3 separate regions of the Homo sapiens genome follow, and regions 2 and 3 are each linked to region 1. Evidence: chromatin contacts called from ENCODE Hi-C or POLR2A ChIA-PET data. All regions are on one chromosome and are shown on one strand. The core of a region is the stretch at or near the end of the contact, and the rest is flanking DNA. Distances in the headings are between cores, read along the strand shown.

The links. Hi-C counts contacts between places; a loop is a spot of excess contacts on that map. ChIA-PET counts read pairs that join two places held with the same protein, here RNA polymerase II (POLR2A). Pooled maps may share reads with other maps.
Region 2: a loop to region 1 is called in a pooled map, with 2.2 times the contacts of the local background. The contact joins the enhancer-like site here to the promoter of KIAA0232 in region 1. A Hi-C loop is called at or near these places in 2 of 50 pooled maps. POLR2A ChIA-PET finds 5 or more read pairs at or near these places in 6 of 52 experiments (CD4-positive, alpha-beta T cell, IMR-90, PC-3 and 3 more).
Region 3: a map with no recorded cell type shows a loop between it and region 1 (9-fold over the local background). The contact joins the enhancer-like site here to the promoter of KIAA0232 in region 1. A Hi-C loop is called at or near these places in 1 of 168 maps with a recorded cell type or tissue (CD8-positive, alpha-beta T cell), 8 of 37 single-sample maps with no recorded cell type and 11 of 50 pooled maps. POLR2A ChIA-PET finds 5 or more read pairs at or near these places in 1 of 52 experiments (T-cell).

What each region holds. Positions count from the first base shown.
Region 1 is chr4:6,781,205-6,784,559 of GRCh38, forward strand. KIAA0232 reads left to right here and starts at 1,523. Exons shown (of 10, transcript NM_014743.3): 1 at 1,523-1,637. RefSeq lists silencers at 903-1,782, 1,843-2,612.
Region 2 is chr4:6,925,746-6,929,402 of GRCh38, forward strand. All of the region lies in intron 2 of TBC1D14 (TBC1 domain family member 14), which reads left to right. Among named protein-coding and RNA genes, the nearest start is that of TBC1D14, 18 kb to the left of the region's middle. Within about 2 kb of position 1,551, at least 12 of the 41 ENCODE cell types and tissues checked have a DNase peak (open chromatin) inside an H3K27ac peak, as active enhancers do.
Region 3 is chr4:6,962,144-6,965,739 of GRCh38, forward strand. All of the region lies in intron 2 of TBC1D14 (TBC1 domain family member 14), which reads left to right. Among named protein-coding and RNA genes, the nearest start is that of TBC1D14, 54 kb to the left of the region's middle. RefSeq lists an enhancer at 2,072-2,311. Within about 2 kb of position 2,053, at least 9 of the 41 ENCODE cell types and tissues checked have a DNase peak (open chromatin) inside an H3K27ac peak, as active enhancers do.

The DNA of each region.
Region 1 (3,355 bases), core at 273-2,772:
TAGAGTTTGAGTTCCAGGAGCACAGGGACTGTGCGTTCCCGGCACTGAGCCAGGTCCACAACAAGCACTCAGAAGAAACTGACTGAATGAACGTGTGATTTATGACGATATACATTCACCTGAGCGAATGCTCAGAGAATACAATTAGAAGCAAACTGGTTAAGGGAGACAGTAGTGTAAAGGAAACGAAACCCCATATTTCAGAGCCAGGAGCCTGGGTTCACATTCTGTCTCCTGCAAGAGGTGGTTTAGCAAGGTCAGAAGGCCCTGTCCACTCGGTAGCAGCCAGGCTTGGGTGAAATCACTTTCTTTCAGCCTCAGCTTCCTCACCAGTTAAATGCGGATGACAAAGATTTGTCCCACGATTTTTGTAAAGAACAAAAAGATATGTTCGCAGAAAAAACACTCTGTAGATAGTACGTAAGCGACAGTTCCTCGGTTTGTCCTTCCATGGATGCATGGAGCATCTAGCCAACTCAGCAGATGACCCCTCTCCAGTGTTTCAGCATCTGCTTCTCCCACAAGCCCGTGAGCTGGTGCAGGAAATTCTCCAACAGGTTCTGAACAGAAAAGCATAGTGCCTGGCACCTAGTGGGTGCTGCATAAATGAACAAATGACCCCAGGTAAGTCACTCCTCCCATTGGACCTCTTTCTTCTAAGTAATCTCCCTTCCTTTTCCAGGTCCATGATACTTATTTGCTTTTTTAGAACAGGCCTAGGAGTCACATTTAGGGAAGGTAGGTGGCTGTGAAGACACTTTGATTAAAAGGTTAATGCACATTTTTGGTTTCCACTTTCGAAGCTTCCAGAATTTATTTTTGCCTAGTTAATAAAAAAAGAGCCATGTCACATTTCTTTAGCTTGTCTTCTGGGTTCCTTAACAACAACAACAAAAAATTAAAGTCTTTATTTTAAGCCGCCTACTCCAGCCATCCCAGGACGCGGCGAGGAGGGGGCGCGGACAGGTGGCGCGCGAGCCCGGGAAGGCGGGGGCTGCACCGGGCCGCGGGCGGGGCCGTGCACGCCGAGCCCCACTTCCCCAGCGCGGGCCGGGGGCGGGGCGCGGCGGCAGAGTTCGGGGGCTTCTGCCGAGGGCAGTCCCACGTGCCCCTCCGCGGGAGACGTCTCCTCTCCGACGCCCAGCACGCTGGGGGGCTCCCGCTTCCTGCCTGCCCTCTCTACTGCTTGCCCTCTCACCTCCCAGCGGCTTCCGCCGCCCCGGCCAAGCTGCACGGCGCGTCCCGGGCCCTAGACCCCCACCCGCCAGGCACCAGCCCCGGCCTGTCCCCTCGCGCCGTCAGCCCGCGGCCCACCGCCCGCGCGCGCCCGCAGCCCAGCCGGAGGGAGGGGCAGGGGCGGGGACCGGCCGGCGCTGATGTAATCCCGGCACCCGGGCGGAAGGATATGGAGCGCGCCCCTGGTTGGCGGGGCGCTGAGGCCAGTTGCCGGGTAACGGAGCGGAGCGGCTCCCGGCGCGCCGCCTCCCGCCCTCCGCGGAGTGGCGCTGGGGCCGCCGCCGCCGCTTTACGTAAGGCGCAGGCCAGGGCCGCCCGGCGCTCGGCAGCCGCCCGCAGCCCCTCGGAGCCAGAGGAGAGGCGCCCCCGCCGGCCGCCGCGCCGCCCGGCAGCCTCGGCAGGTACTGCGGGCAGGCGGCGGGGAGGGAGGGCGCGGAGCAGCCCCTCGGCCGGGTGGGCGCGGGCCGGGGAGGCCGGACGCTCGCCGCCGTGGGGCTCCGGGGCCAGCCCGAGGGAGGCCGGGCCGCAGCCGAAGGCTTCGGGGTCAGCCCAAGGGAGACAGGGCCGCCGCCGTGGGCTCTGGGGCCAGCCTAAGGGAGGCCGAGCCGCCGCCGAGGGCTCCGGGGCCAGCCTGAGGGAGACCGGGCCGCCGCCGGGGGCTCCGGGGCCAGCCTGAGGGAGGCCGGGCCGCCGCTGATGGCTCCGGGGCCAGCCTAAGGGAGACCGGGCCGCTGTTGATGGCTCCGGGGCCAGCCGAGGGAGGCCTGACCGGCCCCGATCCTGGTGGTGCCCGGGCGTGCGGGTGAGCTGTGGGCCCTGGGACCCCCGCCCCGACCCCAGGACGCCGGGACACCAGCTTGCGGCTCTTGCGCCCGGGTGGGCTGTGGACGATGAGTCCGCACAATGGGTTGCCGTTGGCTGCCTCCTGCCTGGGGCAGGTGTCGCCGCGCCGGGGCGGCTCTTCTAGGGGAGACGAGGCGGGGGTGCTTAGACTTGATAGGACGTAGAGCCCCGAAAGTGGGCGCGGGAGGAAGGCTTCGGCCGGTGGGAGGCGCCCGGCGTCCCCGGCAGCGGGGTCAGGCCGGCAGCCTGGGCCGCTCGCTCGCGTTCCCTCCGTTCCCCTCCCCTCCAGCATTGTCCTTTTGGGGCCCCGGGAAGGGAAAACCGCCGGGCGGGGGAGGAGGGCCGCAGGCGGGCGGGGCCGGGAGGCCGGCTGAGCGACTGGCGCGCCGGCCTATGGCGCGGGGCGCGGCGCGGGGGGCGGGCCTGGCGGGCGGGGCCGGTGCGGCGCAAGGTTTGGCGAAGGTTACAGCTGGAGCTAGGAGTGACAGGCCCACAGTCATCCGTGCGCTGCGCGGCAAACCCTGTCGCGAGGGCGCCCCGAGTTGCTGCGGGGCCTGATCCGGCTCCTTTCCAACAATACGCGTCTGCAGCCGGCATTTCTAGAGCTCTCTGCTTCTTCCCGCTGGAGAAACCAGTGTGTGTCGTGTTGGAATGCTTCGTCTTGCCCTAGAATTCAGCTTGCGTCTTGTGGTGCGCAGGTGACAGGACCTGCCGAACTCTTGGTACAGACCCCTAAATCATGGCAGAACTGTCTTGATTTCTTTTTTGCCACCTTTCCGTTTTTGTCCTCTATAGGCAAGCTATAAAGATTTAACCCAGTTAAAAACAGGAGGGAGATTCAGCGGAGAGGAGGCATGCGAGATTCTTTGGAAAAAATTATATAAATGTAGTTCTTGCTAATAATTACCTGGGTTGGATACTTTGACTTACTGTTCAAGTTCCTAAGAAGGGATTTTACATTTCTGGGTCTTGTTTTAAAAACTGTTAGAAAGCTCGTGAGGGGGTAGGGACAAGCAGTTTTGGTAATAGGCGATGCTGTGGATAAAACTGTGCGGTAAAATGCCCAAGCTAGATTCTTCCTATGCAAAATAAGACCCGTTCCAGAACACTTTGACCATTTCGTGGACTTAGAATTTAAAGGCGGGTGAGGGCGGGGGGGGAGGAGGAGCGGATTCTATCACTCTGCATCCTCAAGGTCAAATATTCTTCCATCAGTTATTTTGGATTGAACCATTCTTAAATAGGTCTCAGGATCTCTATGTCGCTTCCTTATGAC
Region 2 (3,657 bases), core at 301-2,800, 140 kb after region 1:
AGGCTGTAGCCATATCGCGGTGTTGCTGTGGTTAGATTTGTGTGGCGGAACTTCCCCGTGCTCAGACGAGTGTGTTCAACTGTCCCTGCTTATGAACAACACCTGGTACCCGTTCCACGCGGACCTCAGGATCCATCCAGACATACAGAATCAGAAGCTCAGCGAGAAGGGCCTGAGGATGGGTTTTCAGAAATGTGGGAAACCTTGCTTGAAATGGGTTTGGCCGGGAAACAGCATGGTGGAAGGAGTGTGGCTTTGGAATTCAACCGACCTGTGCCATGTCCAGCTCTGTGCCCTTGAACAAGTTCCTTCACCTCCCAGTCAGTTTTCTCACCCCTAGAACCGTGCGCGGAGGAGCGTGGCCCGTGTGCCCATTATGCTGTTGACGAACGCCACACGCTCACCTTTGTCCTCGCACGTTCTGTCTCCGCTGCCTCACCTGAGAAGTGGGGATAATGAGCCCTTCCTTCCGTGGCAGTGGGGATTAAAATGGGTTAGCATGTGAGAAATTTAATGCAGATCCAGACACGTAGTAAACTTTTAAGTATGAGTTGCTTGTGGCGATCATGGCCACGTTGCTCTTTCTGCCGCCGTTGTGATTCAGCTGACTGAGCTGTGTATATTGGATTCTCTTCCCCTTTGAAAGGAAGCATCGTTGGTTATGCAATTTCTAGATCATTTCTAAAGCTACCGTTTCTTGGAAGTCATACTCAGCTTTGTGCTGCAGGAAACAAGTGTCTCTTCTTTTATTCCTTGGTTCCTTATCCTCGTTGTGATGGCTGTGACATTGTTATTGTGAGCCTCTCTGAACTACCTTTGGGAAGATAATGGAATATAATGAAAAATGACTTAAAACAAGTGATGACATGGGCAGAGTCTAGGGTTCTTTTGTCCTAGAGTCTTAAAAATGTTAGAGAAGAGTTTCCATGTAGAGTTCCTTTGAGGGGAAAGGGTTTCTGTGCCAGAATCTTTAGAGCTCACTAAACATTTTACAGGTGAGTAAATGGAGTTACAGTGAATGTTCATCAATTCAGCCCAGGGCCTGGCCCACAGCAGGTACCCAGAGGACTGTGGGCATCGTGAGTCTTTGCTGAGGGCAGGGCTGGGGCTAGAGCTGGTCCTCTGGGGTTCCCAGCCCTGGCTTCTGAGCCATCCTGTTTCCCCACTTTGTCCCCTCACTCTCTTGCCTTCTGGTTTCCTTGTCCTCAGTGAATCAGTCTCTGGGTTATGGAAGGACGTGTGAACAGTGTAGTCTAGGAGAACATGCTCGGAGGGAAGGGTGGAGACGGGCAGGGATGACCTTGGCTGCTTGATGAGGTGGGAGCAGGGGAGTGACAGGAGGGCTGGCCAAGCCTGACCACAGCCTCCCAGAAGCGCAGGCCCGGCTTGCATTTGTCCTTCACCCACACTGTAATGAGCACTTCTGTCCCAGACTCCAGCCTGAGCTTTAGAGAGAGTCCCTCCCCTTATGGCGCTCATAGTCTGATGGGGCAGACAGATAAGGCATTTCACGGGCTATGGGGGCGGGCACAAGTGCTGTTACTGTGGGTGGGGAGGGGGTGGCACCGCAGCCGAGAGTGCTGGTTCAGGAGTTCATGCTGGCTGGGTTTCTCGTGAGTCCTCCTATTTAATCGCTGTGGGCCTTGGGCAAGTTACCTCTCTGAGCCTTAAGTAGGGGATAAAACTACTGTATAAGGTTAGAGATCAAATAGAGCATTTAACTTCTTGGCACTCCGGAAGTAGTAGCTTTCTGTGGTTCTAACAGAAACATTATCATTTCTAAAAAATACTTTTTCTAAAGCTTTCTCTAGTTCTCACTCCCATATTGTGCTTGCTTCAGTCAAGCTCTTGCTGAAGTCAAGAGCAGGGTCTCTCCCACTGGCCGATGTTTTGGGGTAGATGCGTCTTTGTTGTGGGCGGCTGTCCTGTGCATTGGAGGATGCCTTACAGCTTCCCTGGCTCCGACCCACGGGATGCCAGCAGCACTCCCCAAGTTGTGAGAGCCAAAAATGTCTCCAGACATTGCCAGATACCCCAGGGAGGGGCTGACAGAATCACCCAGCCTTTGAGAATAAGTGTTGGGATTTGCTTCTTTGAAGGAAATTTACTAATGTAATTTGAGGACGATTTTCATTTGTGTAGAAGAGTGGGACCATGTTAAGGGATCATATGAGCCCAGTGTAGATTAACAGTATTTATTTAGAAACCCAGACAGCAAGTGTAAGAGAAAGTCAGTAACATGCTTGTGGTGGGTTTATTTTCCACAGAAGATAGGGTTGGGCTTTGTGAAGCCAGGGGTTTAATCTCCTAATCCACATTGGTCTGGAAGTTGAGAATTAGATTTGACCAAGTACATCGTCTCTTGTGTAGCCCCTTTACGGATCTCTCAGATAATCTGAGTGCCCTTTGCTAAGGAGAAGTGTTTGAACTGCATTGAAGGATCAGGAGCTTGCCCAGTGAAGGTGTGGGGCAGAGGGAACAGCTTGTGGCAGGCTGGGAGGTGGGGGCACCTGGCTGTGTTTAAAGAACTGGAATGATGGATTTTTCCGGACCACTTCCCGACCTGGCTGGGAGCTCCTTGGGGGCAGAGCCTGTGTCTGGTTCACCCTGGCACCAAGTGTAATTCACAGGCAGAGAAGAATATTGGTGGTTGAGAGCAGGGGCTGCTCTGACCCAAGTTTGAACCTCAGTTCTGCCATTTTTGTACTGTGTGATCTTGAGGAGGTCACTTAGCCCCTGCGATCGCCAGTGTGTACTTGAGTGACATGGGGTAATGGCACCTCTTGTAAACAGTTAATATGAGGGGGCCGGGTGCGGTGGCTCATGCCTGTAATCCCAGCACTTTGGGAGGCTGAGGTGGGCAGATCACCTGAAGTCAGGAGTTTGAGACCAACCTGGCCAACATGGTGAAACCTCATTTCTACTAAAAATACAAAAATTAGCTGGGTTTCTGTATCCTGCACTGAAAGCTGACTAATTCAAGTAAGTACCGTGAGTTTTCATTTACATGTGAGGAAACTGAGGCAAGGGGTGGTTAAGTGGTTTGTCCAAGGATACAGGGAAATAGGAACAAGTTCATGCTTCTGAGGGTTGTTGGGATTAAATGGGGAGGAAATGTACATACATGGGACGCACTGGGCACATCGCAGCATGTTAATGTCTAGTCTATGTTTTTATGTTGCCTGACTGTAATTTACTCCTGCTTTGGCCATCTTAGAATTAGCTCTAGTGACCTGAGATGGAACATTGTAACTATGCCTTTTCTGTGCAAACAGTTTGTTAATATTGCTGGTGACTTTGCCCTGGCATTATGGATATACAGATGGCACCTGCTATGGACCTGCATTGCTGCTGGTGTGTATGAGCTTGTATGTTGCTGTGATCCTGAGAGGGAGTGCTGGGTGGTGGTCTCTTGATGTCACTGTTTGCTGGTGTGTGGTCCTCGGTAAGGCAGGTGCTCAGTCTCTCTGGGGCTTAGTGTCCTTGTTTGCAGAATGAGCTGAGGGGTACGTACTTTACATTAGAGTTGCGGCGATGAAAGGACCATTCTAATCAAGGTGTTGGGCTGCAGTTGTCAGGGAGTAAGGAAGCAAGAAGATTCGAAGGTGGGCAGACTAGTGCTGGAGGCCACTGGGTCAGTCCCTCTACTGTGTGATG
Region 3 (3,596 bases), core at 803-3,302, 180 kb after region 1:
GGCACCTGGACGAAGGGGCTAGGTAGGAGGTGAGATATGCCAGCACCTAGGCGCTGTGCAGGTATGGATGGTGGCGGGAGAGGCACCACAGCTATGCGCTGGCATGTGTGCATATCGGGGTAGTGGGGCAGGACTCATGAGCTAGAGTCCTGGGCTCTCAGGGAACCCCGCTGCGACGGTGCGGGTGGCACTGACCATGTGTGGGTTGGAGGCAGGGCACCTACAGATATCGATTGTTTACTTGCCGTGCCCTTGATGGTGGGGTTGCGGCAGCTGCAGGTGAGTCTCACCAGGGTTAATGAGTGCTCTGTGTCTGCACAGCAGCTGAGACAGCTTGGAGGCCAACAGCTGCTTGTCCTTAATGCTGCTAGTAGAGTGAGTGCTTTTTCTCCATAGGACAAAGGAGTTTCTTCTTCCCACTGAAGGGCCCTTTGTTGGGGATGCAAAACAAAAGGAGTCCAGCATTCTCTGGGGCAGGGTTGGTAAATGGCCCTCACCCCCTACTGGCCACCCCCCAGCTCTCAGCCTGCTCCAGGGAGGTTGTGGTGGTCTGCCACTCCTTGCCTGCTCTCTCCCAGCCCCCCACTGCCCATTACCCCTTCTTTTCAGAGGGACTCCTTCCTGCTGAGAGGTTACCTCTGTTGAGTTCTCAGTCTCGGGCCTTGATTCGTCTGGGTTGCACTCCCGTTACCTGACCCCTGTGCCTTGCATGTCAGTCCTGCCTCCTCATCGCCCTATACTTGCCTCCCCTGCACACACACACACACGGTGGCTGCTCCATTTGCCAGCAGACGTGTGTAGAACCTACTGCATGCTGGGTAGATCCTGGGGATGCAGAGGTGACTCTACCCTGCCCTCTGGGAGACCCCACCGAAGGTGAAGGCATGTGGAGAGGAGAGGGTATGGATCCATCACATAGGTACAGAATGGAGGGAATGCCCTGTGCCCTGGAAACAGAAGCAGGGGAGCCCAGGCCCGGCAGCTGGTCCGGGAGGGCTCTGCAGAATGCCCCGAGGGCAAGTGCGAGGACTTCCCATGTCGGGGGTGGGACAGGTGCATTTGAAATAGTGAAAAGAGGAAGCTTGGAGCCAGCAGCCCCTCTGTTCTGTCTCCTGTGAGTGTCAGAGATGGTGGCTATGGCCATTGTGTGCTCAGCATCTGAAGGTCAAAGGGTGGGCTGACTCACCGGGCCACACAGCCCATGAAGCAGCAGCTGAGGGACTGCTGGACTCCGGAGCAGCAGCACCAGTGTGGTCTCCCTGTCGGGCAGACAGCACAGATGTTGAAGGGACAGAGCAGATGGGCTCTGCAGTGCCCAGGCTCGCTCCTGCCCAGCTGTGTTCTCTCACTGCACGTGACCTGAGAGTGATGTTTGGTCATGTGACAAGTAGGTGCAGCTCCTTGGCTCCCCCTTGGCCTCCCGGGCCCGGCCACAGCTACGCCAGGACTCCCGATGGCTTGCCCCACCAGAAAGGAGGATGTCCTTTCAGCCCAGACCCCAGGCTACAGCACCTTTTCACTTGTAGTGACTTGTTTTGGGGTCGCACTTCAGCCTCTAACCCACAAAAAAATATATCAACATGCTTTTTATGAGCTTTTCAAAAGTCATGGCCTATCATATGAGCCTAAGCTCTTATGTTAAAAATAATCATGCAACTTTGATTTTGTTTGAGACTGAGTCTCACTGTGTCACCCAGGCTTGGAGTGCAGTGGTGTGATCTCGGCTCACTGCAACCTCCGTCTCCCAGGTTCAAGCGATTCTTTGTGCCTCAGCCTCCTGAGTAGCTGGGATTACAGGCGTGCGCCACCACGCCTGGCTAATTTTTGTATTTTTAGTAGAGACAGGTTTCGCCATGTTGCCCATGTGGTCTCGAACTCCTGGGCTCAGGCAATCCACCCACCTCGGCCTCCCAAAGTACTGGGATTACAGGTGTGAGCCACCGTGCCCAGCCACAACTTTGATTTTTGACATTAATTTTTATCTGCACTACCTTTGTACAGACTAATAATAGTGTTAGCCGAGACCTGAAAAACCAAGGTTTCTGTTCCTCTTAGTCGTCCTCCTGCCAGCCCGTTTCAGTGAATAACACTCCAGCTTGTGCTCAACCTTCCAGACCACGAATCTGGGAGCCACTCACCCAGACTTCTCCTTTCTGCACATCCCCACACTCCGCGGCTTCTGTGCAATTCTCCCGTCCATTCCTTACACCCTCTGCAGCTCCTGTCCCTCCAGAGTAGAGAGGCCTGTCCCGGATCCTGGTGCCTTCCCCTTCCTGACTGCAGTTTCCCAGAGACAGACAACGCCTCTTCAGCAAAATGTATACCCTTAGTGAACCCAAGTTCTGGATGCCAGGTTCTTAGTGTCTTCTACTGCCTGAAGTTTTAACCTGGTTTAATTGCCTAAGTCCTTCACTGATGGCGAAATCTTAGATGTTAAACGGATTGAATCTCAGACAATTCAAAGTTCATTTTCTTTTTCTTTCTTTTTTTGAAACAAGGTCTTGCTCTGTCGCCCAGGCTGGAGTGCAGTGGCACGATCATAGTGAAAGTCCATTTCTTATAAATAGAAATTACCTTGGGCTATGAAACTATTTCCGAAATGATTATAACCACAACAGAAAAGGAAGGAAACAGTGAAACTATTTGTTTTATTTTTTTGAAAGTTTCTGTAACTTTATTTTGATAAAATTTCAAATTTACTAAAAAACTGCAGAAAACCCCCGGAACTCCAATATATTCTTTACCAGATTTACCAACTGTGTGCATTTGGCTCCATTTGTTCTACTTCTCTTTACGTGTGATAGTATATATGCATATTTTTTCCTGTGCCATTAGAAGAGTAAGTTTGAGATACCATGTCTGTTTACCCTTAAATATATCAGCATATTTCCTAAGAACAAGGGCATTCCCTTATGTAACCACAGAACAGTTGTCAAAATGAGGTCACTTAGCATTAATCCAATGTTGTTGTCAAATCCACAGTCTGTAACCATACTTCATCAATTGTCCCAATAATCTTTTTTTTTTTTGGCGATAGAGTCTCACTCTGTCGCCCCCAGGCTGGAGTGCAATGGTGTGATCTTGGCTCACTACAACCTCCGCCTCCTGGGTTCAAGCGATTCTCCTGCCTCAGCCTCCCGAGTAGCTGGGATTACAGGCATGAGCCACTGCACCTGGCCCTCTTTCATGTCCTTTTAATCTGAAACAGTTCCTCAGCCTTTCTTTGTTTTCATGACATTGACATTTTGAGAGCTTATAGGTCCATTATTGTATAAATTGTCTCAGTCTGGGTGTGTCTGCTTCTCTTCATGATTGGATTCAGGTCATGCATTCTTGGGCATCAGCGCCATTGACTTGGTGTGTTGTTCCCCATGCATCAGATCAGATGTCCTGTGCCATCTGTCCTGGCTTTTTAAAAAATAGAGACAAGTGTCTTGCTCTGTCACTCAGACTGGTGGTGTAATCATAGCTCACTGTAACCTTGAACTCCTGGGTTCCAATGATATCGCCTTAGCCTCCCCAGTAGCTAGGGCTGCTGATACATGCCACCGTACCTGGCTAATTTAAAAAGATTATGTGTAGAGACAGAGTCTCAC